Regions from separate parts of the Homo sapiens genome. Here region 1 is linked to region 2. The links are chromatin contacts, found by Hi-C or POLR2A ChIA-PET in ENCODE. All regions are on one chromosome and are shown on one strand. The core of a region is the stretch at or near the end of the contact, and the rest is flanking DNA. Distances in the headings are between cores, read along the strand shown.

Region 1 (5,191 bases), core at 2,536-5,035, 220 kb before region 2:
TCCACCCATCTCAGCCTCCTTAGTAGCTGGATCCACAGGTGCACACCACCACACCTAGCTAATTTTTAATTTTTTTAGAGATGGCAGAGGTGGGGGGGGTTGCGGGGGGGTCTCACTATGTTGCCCAGGCTGGTCTTGAACTCCTGGGCTCAAGCGATCCCCCTGCCTTGGCCTCCCAAAGTGCTGGGATTACAGGTATAAGCCACCGCACCTGGCCCCAAACAACCCACTTTTTTTATTCTCTCAGTTTTTGCCCTTATTTAATCCCCCACTCTTACTTCAGCCTCGTTAGGAACTTGAGTCTCTGGACCCCTCTACTTTTTCTCTGCCAATAAGCCCTTTCATAATGTTCGTCATCACTCCAACCACTCTACTTTTTAAAAATGGACTTTGTTGAGGAATAACATGCATACAATAAAATGCTTGTATTTAAAATGTACTTTTCAGCGGATTTTAATAAATACATACATCTGTGTAACTACCGCCACCATCAAGTCGCTCTCTTCTTCACAGCCCCCACTCTGTCTCCTCTCATCATGCTTTCCCAACCTACATCAATCCCTCAGACTCCCCCTCTCCTGGCACGCCTGGCTGCAGACCTGCAGGAGAGAACACACACGCCGACCTGCTGGAAACCTGTACATCAGTACTGCCCTCCCGAGGACCCTCGGTCTTTGTCCAGGCAGCAGTGCTCGCCCATGCTCCACAGCAGCTTTTTCTTTTTCTTTTTTTCTTGAGATGGAGTCTCGCTCTTGTTGCCCAGGCTGGAGTGCAGTGGCACAATCTCAGCTCACTGCAACCTCTGCCTCCTGAATTCAAGCGATTCTCGTGCCTCAGCCTCCCGAGTAGCTGGGACTGGAGGCGCCCACCACCACACCCAGCTCATGTTTTTGTATTTTTAGTGGAGACGGGGTTTCACCACATTGGCCAGGCTGGTCTCCAATTCCTGAGCTCAAGTGATCCACCCGCTTCAGTCTCCCAAAGTGCTGGGATTACAGGCCTGAGCCACTGTGCCCGGCCAGTAAGTTTCTTTTTTTCTTTTGAGACAGGATCTCCCTCTGTTGCCCAGGCTGGAGTGCAGTGGCATGATCTTGGTTCACTGCCACCTCAAATGTCTGTCTTTACCACTGTGTAGTAACAAATTTGGCCAGGAGTGGTGGCACATACCTGTAACTCCAGCACTTTGGGAGATCAAAGCGGGAGGATCACATGAGCCCAGGAGTTTGAGACCAGCTTGGGCAACATAGTGAGACCCTATCTCTACCAAAAAAATAAAAAAAAATTAGCCAGGCACGGTGGCATGCACCTGTCATCTCAGCTACTCAGGAGGCTGGGGCAGGAGGATTGCTTGACTCCAGAAGGTCGAGGCTGCAGTGAACTATCATCATGCCCCTGAGCCCCTAAATCCCAAATGATAGGAGTGTCCATCTTATTCATTGTGGGCTTCTCAGACCACTCCTGATGGTTTATGCTAATGAGATGACTTGGGATGGGCCCCTATATAGTTCATGTTAACAAGATGACTGAGGATGGGAACTGGCCATGCTGGAAACCAACGACCGAACACGACACTTGAGCTTTGTGGCTTTGAGCCCCACCTCTGGATGGGTCAGGGAGACTGGTGATTGAGAAAACAATCTCACTAGAAGAGTGAGAGATAGAATAGCCAGCACACTGCGGCCTCGATCTGAACCAGCTCAGGTCTTTCCAAACACTAGTGACATGTGGCTATCTAAATTTAATTAAAGCCAGGCGCAGTGGCACATGCCTGTAATCCTAGCACTTTGGGAGGCCGAGGTGGGCAGATCACCTGAGGTCAGGAGTTTGAGACCAGCCTGGCTAACATGGTGAAACTCATCTCTACGAATAATACAAAAAGTGGCTGACTGTGGTGGTGCATGCCCGTAGTCCTAGCTACTCAGGAAGCTGAGGCACAAGAATTGCTTAAACCCAGGAGATGGAGATTGCAGTGAGCCAAGATCCTGCCACTGCACTCCAGCCTGGGCGACACAGTGAAACCCCGCCTCAAAAAATAAATTTTTAAAAAATTAATTTAATTACAATTAAAACTTCACTTCCTCAGTCCACTGGCCACTTTTTTTTTTTTAATTTCCATTTTTTTTCTTTTATTGAGTCCACCACTGCGGCCTTGAATTCCTGGGCTCAAGCGATCTTTTTGCCTCAGATCCTGAGTAGCTGGGACACAGGCGCCTGCCACCACGCCTGGCTGCTGGCCACATTTCCAGTGCTCAATAGCTACTTGAAGCTTGTGGCTACCTTACTTGGGCAGCACAGATAGGGAAAGTTCTATTGGACAGGGCTGCCTACCTAGCCCTTTTTTAAAACGTCCTTTTATACTATTTTGTCAGATGGGGTCTCACTTTGTTGCTCAGGCTTTTCTCAAACTCTTGGGCTCAAGTGATCCTCCTGCCTCAGCCTCCCAAAGTAATTTGTAAATACGTGTAAATAATATAGTCCTCTCTTGTTGCATCAAAATGAATGCAAAAATGTCACGATGGGGCCGGGCGCGGTGGCTCATGCCTGTAATCCCAGCACTTCGGGAGGCCGAGGCGGTAGGATCACCTGAGGTCGGGAGTTGGAAACCAGTTTTCTGGTGCCTCCTTAACTTTTGCACTGGAGGGACAACGGAAGGGCCCTGTGTCATCCTCACCTCCCCCATCTGTGATTCTTCTGATGGTTAATTACCACTTTAAAGCTCTAGTTCTTTTTCCTTCACCTACTGAGAGTATATCTCCTTCTTTACAGTAACTTTTACTTTATAGAGTTTTTTTTGAGACGGAGTCTCACTTCGTCACCCAGGCGGGAGTGCAGTGGCACGATCTCGACCCACTGCAACCTCCGCCTTCCGGGTTCAAGCGATTCTCCTGCCTCAGCCTCCCGAGTAGCTGGGACTTACAGGCGCCCGCCATCACGCCCAGCTAATTTTTCAGTACAGACGGGGCTTCACCAGGTTGGCCAGGCTGGTCTCGAACTCCTGACCTCAGGTGATCCACCCACCTCGGCCTCCCATATTGCTGGGATTACAGGCGTGAGCCACCGCGCCTGGTCCCGTTTTGGCTATTCTTTAATATGCTTCCCTATAACTGCTATCTCCACACCAGCCTTGCCTTAGCTCATGGGAAACAAAACCAATTAGTTCCCCCATTACCTGCCTTGAGGAGCAGGGGTGGTGCAGTGGCATGCACCCAGGGAAGTGTGTTGTATGGGCCCCCAAGTGCAGAATCTGAATCTTGCAAAGGAAGAAACAAATTCGTCTCCACGGAGCATGTCTCCCCAGGACTCTCAGCCTTCCAAATCCGCAGTCACAGTGACTCAGCAGAATCTGAGCCTAGGGCACCACAGTAATCCGCATCCGGCTCTTTTTCTGCTCCATTTCGTGCCAAGGCTAAAAGGGCATGCCCACTTGATCCCTGGACTCTCTTGGGACGACTTCCACCCTGCATCCTCTTGCACCTCAGGGCACAGTGCGCAGATGGGCTTGCCTTAGCACCCCCAGCCAGATTTTTGAGGCCTCTGTCACACACACCCCTACAATCCCCTCCCCCAGCCCCGAGAGACTTTTCTTGACTTCCACCAGTTGCTCCGGCGGGTGAGAGTGGAGAGGCCCCTCCTTCATCCCCCAGGCTCCCTCCCTTCCTGGAGCTGCAGCCTCAGCATCCTCCGCCCAGCACCCCAGGATTCAGGCGTTGGGTCCCGCCCTTGTAGGCTGTCCACCTCAAACGGGCCGGACAGGATATATAAGAGAGAATGCACCGTGCACTACACACGCGACTCCCACAAGGTTGCAGCCGGAGCCGCCCAGCTCACCGAGAGCCTAGTTCCGGCCAGGGTCGCCCCGGCAACCACGAGCCCAGCCAATCAGCGCCCCGGACTGCACCAGAGCCATGGTCGGTGAGTGCTGCAAAGGGCGGGGTGCTTGGCGGTCGTCTCTCGAGCACTGGTGCCTGTGGAGGAGGTTGTAGGGGCTTGGCCCTGAATTTTGTTCCTTGACTCAAAACCCACAAAGGGAAGAGATTAGGGACCTGGGATGAGCCTTGATCGGACTCCGGGAGAAGGAGAGCTTCTGTTTGTATCCGGTGTCGCGGATCCTTCCTCACTCCACCCCACGAACTCTAGTGGGCATTTAGGAGAAACTTGACCTTGGAAGCAGAAATTCCCTCCAAAACTGTGGTCAGAAACTGGCCGTCAGAGGCCAAATCAGGCTTACGGTCACAGCCCATACCTCTTTTGGTCTATAGTATCTAAAACACTTTGAAATAAGTTGCTAACATTAAAATGGGTGATTTCACTTAAAAATGTGGATTCCGAGCTTCTGAAGAAAATGAGAATATCTGGCGATTGGTGGACAGGAGTGGAGGAAACTGATGCCTTTGGTTTGACGGAGACCAGAACCGGCTCCAGGCTGCCAGGCACAGGTTTTGTTTTGTTTTGTTTTGTTTTGTTTTGTTTGAGACGGAGTTTTGCTCTTGTCGCCCAGGCTGTAGTGCAATGGCGCTATCTCAGCTCAGCGAAACTTCCGCCTCCCGGGTTCAAGCGATTCTCCCATCTCAGCCTCCCGAGTAGCTGGGATTACAGGAGTGCGCCATCATGCGCGGCTAATTTTTATATTTTTAGTACAGACGGGTTTCGCCAAGTTGGCCAGCGCGGTCTTGAACTCCTGACCTCAGGTGATCCACCCACCTCAGCCTCCCCAAGTGCTGAGATTACTGACGTGAGCCACCGTGCCTGGCCTTGGGAGGCATTTTCCATTGAGGCCCTTGGATTAGGCAAACCTGATCAGATCGTACTGGATCCGTTTCTAGTATTGGGTCCACTTCAGTGATAGAGCCTTCCCACTCGGCCATCGACCCTAGGGGAACTCAGAGGTCACCCCAGCTCCACCCAAGGCATAAATAACCAGCTGAGACAACTGCAGGGATTGAGAGCTGTTTCCCAAATAATCTCACTCTGAGATTGGACAGTACTAAGATTTAGAAAGCTGTTGCCTCATCTGGGGCAGAATCCTGTGTTTTGTAATTTCCTTCCCTGTGGACCTGGTCCTGCCTCTAAAAATGCGCCTGTACACAAAGAAGCCCATCTTGGTCAAAGTGAGTGGAGGAACAGACTGCCCTTGCAGTTGACAAACTGAAATTATCAGGATCTCTGAGAAAGGGACTAAGCTGGGGATTGG
Region 2 (5,205 bases), core at 349-2,848:
GAGCCCTCCAGGTTGCTCGTGAGGCTGCAGTCAGATGCTGGTCAGTGTGGCAAGGATCCGAAGGCTTGGCCTGGAGCTAGAGGATCCACACTGAAGGTGGTTCACTCACATAGCTGGCAAGTTGGTGCCAGCTATTGGCTGGGCGCCTCAGGTCCTGTCCACATGGACACCTGAGTATGCTCAAAGAACTTGGCTTCCTCCAAAACAAGCTAGACAAGAGATGAGTGTGGAAGCTGCATTATCTTTTATGACTAAGCATCGGATGTCACACCCAGTCACTGTCACCCTATTGTATTGTTCATGTATGCCAGCCCTGATTCATAGGAAAGGGACTACAGGAAGAGGTGGATACCAGGGGTGGTAGGATCAGCAGGGACCATCTTGGTGTCCCATCCAAGTACTAACGAGGCCCATCCTTGCTTAGCTTCCAAGAAAAGATGTGATCAGGATGGGCGTGATGGGTAGTGCCTGTAATCCCAGCACTTTGGGAGGCCGAGGCAGGCAGATCACAAGTTCAGGAGATCGAGACCTCCTGGCTAACAGGGTGAAACCCCATCTCTACTAAAAATACAAAAAATTAGCTGGGTGTGGTGGCGGGCACCTGTAGTCCAGCTACTCGGGAGGCTGAGGCAGGAGAATCGCTTGAAGCAGGGAGGCTGCAGTGAGTCGAGATTGTGCCACTGCACTCCTGGGTGACAGAGTGAGACTCCGTCTCAAAACAAAACAAACAAACAAAAAAAGATGAGATCAGATGCATTCAAGGTGCTATGGCCGTAGACCGGGATCATCCTGGAGGCTGGCTGATTTCAAACAGGTTGATTTCAAGGCTCTGTTCTCTTATTCCTGAGGAAATAATCCAGATGTATACACCCCAGGCTGGAGATCAAAAATTACATGTCTGCTGAGCACCTGTAATCCCAGCTCTTTGGGAGGTCGAGGCAGGAGGATCACTTGAGCCCAGGAGTTCAAGACCAGTCTGGGAAACATAGAGACTCCAACTCTTTTTTTTTTTAATAAAAATAAACAATTTTTTTTAATTACATCTCAAAATTGGCCAAGTCCTGACAGCAGGATCTGTCAGGATCTGTGATTTGCTTCCTCTTCTTGGTGAATTGAACAGCCTGCAGTGGAAAGTCCTATCTCTCCTGCTGGGGAATTTGAGGAGAAAGAGAACCTTAGTGCACTATGTAATAGAAATAAGATAATGAAGTCCAAGACTGCATGTTGCCCTTGGGCTGACACAGCCTGAAAGAGCCAGCCCTTTGTCTCTCTATCTACAGCAGCAAAACCTTCCTGGAATGTCATTTGAGTTATTCCACCCAGTGGTCCAATTCACTTTCTCTCCTGGCACATCAGCAAGTTACTTATTAAGCATCTACTGTGTACCCAAGAGCAAATCCCAGGATCATTTGAGACTAGTGTAGATGGATAAGCCAGAACTGCCCAGGCATGACCAAAATAGATGTTGTCAAACCCACCTGTCCGGAGGCTTCAAAGGCAAGGAACTGAAAAGTATTTCTTTCCTTTTTTTTCCCCCTGAGTTAGCATTTAGAGAAGTCACAGCCACGAGAATGCTTTCAGATTTACTTTCATTTAGAAAACTCCCAAGGACATGAGAGACAAAGAAAGATTGAGCAACACTTCTAGATGAAAGAAGAGTAATAGCACCTGACAACAACATGTAATGCGCATCCTGATTGTAGCCTGGACTGAGAAAAAATAGCTGTAAGATACGTGATTGGAAACTGGTGAAATTTGGCATACCAATTATAGATTAGATAACAGTATTCAGTATTAGATAACAGGATCAAGTTTAACTTTCCTACATTTTCTTTTTCTTTTTTGAGATGGAGTCTTGCCCTTATCGCTGAGGCTGGAATGCAATGGTACAATCTCGGCTCACTGCAACCTCCGCCTCCCGGGTTCAAGTGATTCTCCTGCCTCAGCTTCCTGAGTAGCTGGGATTACAGGTGCCCGCTACCATGCCTGGCTAATTTTTGTATTTTTAGGCAAGACAGGGTTTCACCATGTTGGCCAGGTTGGTCTCAAACTCTTGACCTTGTGATCCACCTGCCTCGGCCTCCCAAAGTGCTGAGATTACAGGTGTGAGCCACCGCACCCAGCCTAACTTTCCTATATTTTCTAATTATATTTTGGTCATATAATAAAACAGATTTGTTCTTAGGAAATACACACTCAAAGATTAGTGTATAAATGTGTCCACAACTTAACCTTCAAGTTGTTCAGGAAAAAAAGTATACAAACACACACACACACACACACACACACACACACACACACACGTTTATGGAGAAAGGAAGAGAAAGAGATAATCCCAGCACTTTGGGAGGCCGAGGTGGGTGCATCACTTGAGGCCAGGAGTTCAAGACCAGCCTGGCCAACATAGTGAAACCCCGTCTCTACTAAAAATACAAAAATTAGCTGGGCATGGTGGCACATGCCTGTAATCCCAGCTACTCAGGAGGCTGAGGCAGGAGAATCGCTTGAACCTAGTAGGCAGAGGTTGCGGTGGGCCAAGATTGCACCCATACACTCCAGCCTAGGTGACACAGTGAAACTCCATCTCAAAAAAAAAAAAGAGAGAACAAATGCAACAGGACGTTATTAATGCATCTGAGTGAAAGATATGCAAGAACTCCTTATAATATTCTGTTTGTTTCTTTTGTGTAAATTTGAAATTTTTCAAAATAAAAAGTTTTTAAAAAATGAAAGGAGGCCAGGTGCAGTGGCTCACACCTGTAATCCCAGCAATTTGGGAGGCAGAGGCAGAAGGATTGCTTGAGGCCAGGAGTTTGAGACCAGCCTGGGCAATATAGTGAGACTCTCTCTCTATTTAATTTAATTAAATAAAAAATGTTAAAAAATAAAAGGAAACTGCTGAGGCTCTTCTGTCAAAGACAGGACAGGAGAGGCCGTGGTGTCATCATTTGTTCATGGAATGTGGAATGGTAAGTAGAGGTCGAGGTCAGATGGCTACCCGCATGGCCATGCTGCTGCTGTGTCTTGGGAGCTGGAGGTGACAACTGTCTGAGTTGACAGCATCTCCTGGCAGCTGTTAGGAAGCCCAGCACTACCAAAACTTTGCACTGTCCTTGTGACCCTAGGGTCAGCCCCTCAGTCAGTCTCTACATGTTTCACCCCTACCTCTGATCTGGGGACATCTCAGTGGCTCCCCGTGAGGTCTCAGGCTAGGCCGTGTCCGCATCCGCCCTCTTGCTCTTTAAGATTGAGTACATCCTTCTGTGGAGTTGGGCCCTGGGCCAGAAGGCAGAAACCTCTCCCTTTCCCTCCAGATCAGAAGCAACCTGGCCAGAACACCATGGTATAAAACCCCCAAGTTTCCAAGAACATCTCAGAGCTGCGGAATTAACCAAATATCCTTGCGTGAGTTAGAAAACCCCTCCCCAAGATGCCACAGCATCAGAGGTTAAGGCACCCACCCTGATTCCTAGTCCAGCAGATGTGGAAGAGGCGGCCGAGAGCTCCATGAACATAAGAAACAGATCCTCCGGTCAAGGCCCAGAGAACACCCAAGTGCAACACACAGGCCCTTTGGCCTTCAGAATTCACCAAATATGAAGTCTATGAAATAGTTTCAATGCCATCCAAAACTGAGTATCACCATCGCCTGCGGGAGCCAACCCACTGCCTTCCAATTAGCAGTGAGAGGAAGTGGAAAGGGCACCAGGCCCAGGGGCTTCAAAGAAGAGGAGGTCAGGGAGATCCCTGACAAGAGAAGCAATCAGAGAGCCCCCAAGGAGATGAGCACAACGGGAGAAGAAGGCCTTTCTAGTTCCCGTGAAAGTGGTTACTGGACTCTAATGGCCCCAGGCAAGCCCACAGCCCACACAGCCCCCTCCTGGGGACAAAGCCCTTTCTCTTCCAGCTCTCAGGTGTGCAGGGGTCAGATCAGCTGGACACTATTCACAGATGATATTCTCCACCCTCCTGATTCCCAGCAATCAGGCAAATGAATCTCAGGCCCTAGCCCATAGCAAATTCTTTCTTTTTTTTTTGAGACAGAGTTTCGCTCTTGTCGCCCAGGCTGCAGTGCAATGGTGCAATCTTGGCTCACTGCAACCTCTGTCTCTCGGGTTCAAGCGATTCTCCTGGATCAGCCTCCCAAGTAGCTGAGACTAACAGGCACGTGCCACCACACCCAGCTAATTTTTATATTTTTAGTAAAGAGGAGATTTCACCATGTTGGCCAGGCTGGTCTTGAACTCCTGACCTCAGGTGATCCACCTGCCTTGGCCTCCCCATGGCGTGGGATTACAGGCATGAGCACCCAGCCCCATAGCAAATTCTTGATAGCAAACATTTTTTTTTTCTTTTTTTTTAAGACAGAGTCTCTGTCACCCAGGCTGAAATGCAGTGGCACAATCACAGCTCACTTGAGCCTTGACCTCCCAGACTCAAGCCATCCTCCCACCCCAGCCTCCCGAGTAGCTGGAACTACAGACATGCACTACCACACCTGGCTAATTTTTGCATTTTTTTTCTAGATACTAGGTGTTGCTATGTTGCCCAGGCTGGTCTCAAACTCTTGGGCTCAAGTGATCTGCCCGCCTCGGCTTCCCAAAGAACTGGGATTACAGGTGTGAGCCACCACACCTGGCCAACATTTTTTTAGTGCTTACCAAACACTGTCCCATGCGCTTTACAGATAACAACTCATGGAATCCGCCCAATAATCTCCTATGAGCATGGTGCTGTTATTATTCCCATTTGACAGATATGGAAATTGAGGCATGGAGAGGTTAAGTAGCACACCCAAAGTCACTCACCTGATAAAGAAGGAAGACAGGATTTGAACCCAGGCATCTGGCTTGAGTCTAGGCTCCTAACCACTTCCTTATGCTGGGTCTCCTAGCCCGCTCTACCTGCTGCTTCTAAAAACCTATCGATGAAATAAACGCTCATATTTTAGAAATCGTACATAGACAGAGATGGATAAGGGGGGTCTGCACAGCAGATTGACAGACGATGAGAAAAAGGAGTGGGTCTCACTGTTACCTGGTGCACTTAATCTCATTCGTTCCCTCATTCATTCATCCTATGTAGAATTCAGGGGCTACTAGGTGTTAGAATGAGGAGACATCAGAACAGTTGAGTTGGTGAAATGAAACCCGATCACACACATAGTGAAATAATCGGCAGAGGGGAGTGCAGGTCCAGCGTGTG

The links. Hi-C counts contacts between places; a loop is a spot of excess contacts on that map. ChIA-PET counts read pairs that join two places held with the same protein, here RNA polymerase II (POLR2A). Pooled maps may share reads with other maps.
Region 1: a loop to region 2 is called in a pooled map, with 2.2 times the contacts of the local background. The contact joins the promoter of NQO1 here to the enhancer-like site in region 2. A Hi-C loop is called at or near these places in 1 of 50 pooled maps. POLR2A ChIA-PET finds 5 or more read pairs at or near these places in 3 of 52 experiments (BJ, HEK293 and WTC11).

The regions. Positions count from the first base shown.
Region 1 is chr16:69,725,154-69,730,344 of GRCh38, reverse strand. It overlaps NQO1 (NAD(P)H quinone dehydrogenase 1), which reads left to right and starts at 3,785. Exons shown (of 6, transcript NM_000903.3): 1 at 3,785-3,912. The coding sequence starts at 3,906. It overlaps NQO1-DT (NQO1 divergent transcript), which reads right to left and starts at 3,618. Exons shown (of 2, transcript NR_186363.1): 1 at 3,170-3,618. RefSeq lists enhancers at 2,316-3,309, 3,518-3,777, 3,024-4,223, 3,310-4,302.
Region 2 is chr16:69,498,489-69,503,693 of GRCh38, reverse strand. No RefSeq gene overlaps it. Among named protein-coding and RNA genes, the nearest start is that of MIR1538, 65 kb to the left of the region's middle. Within about 2 kb of position 1,598, at least 3 of the 41 ENCODE cell types and tissues checked have a DNase peak (open chromatin) inside an H3K27ac peak, as active enhancers do.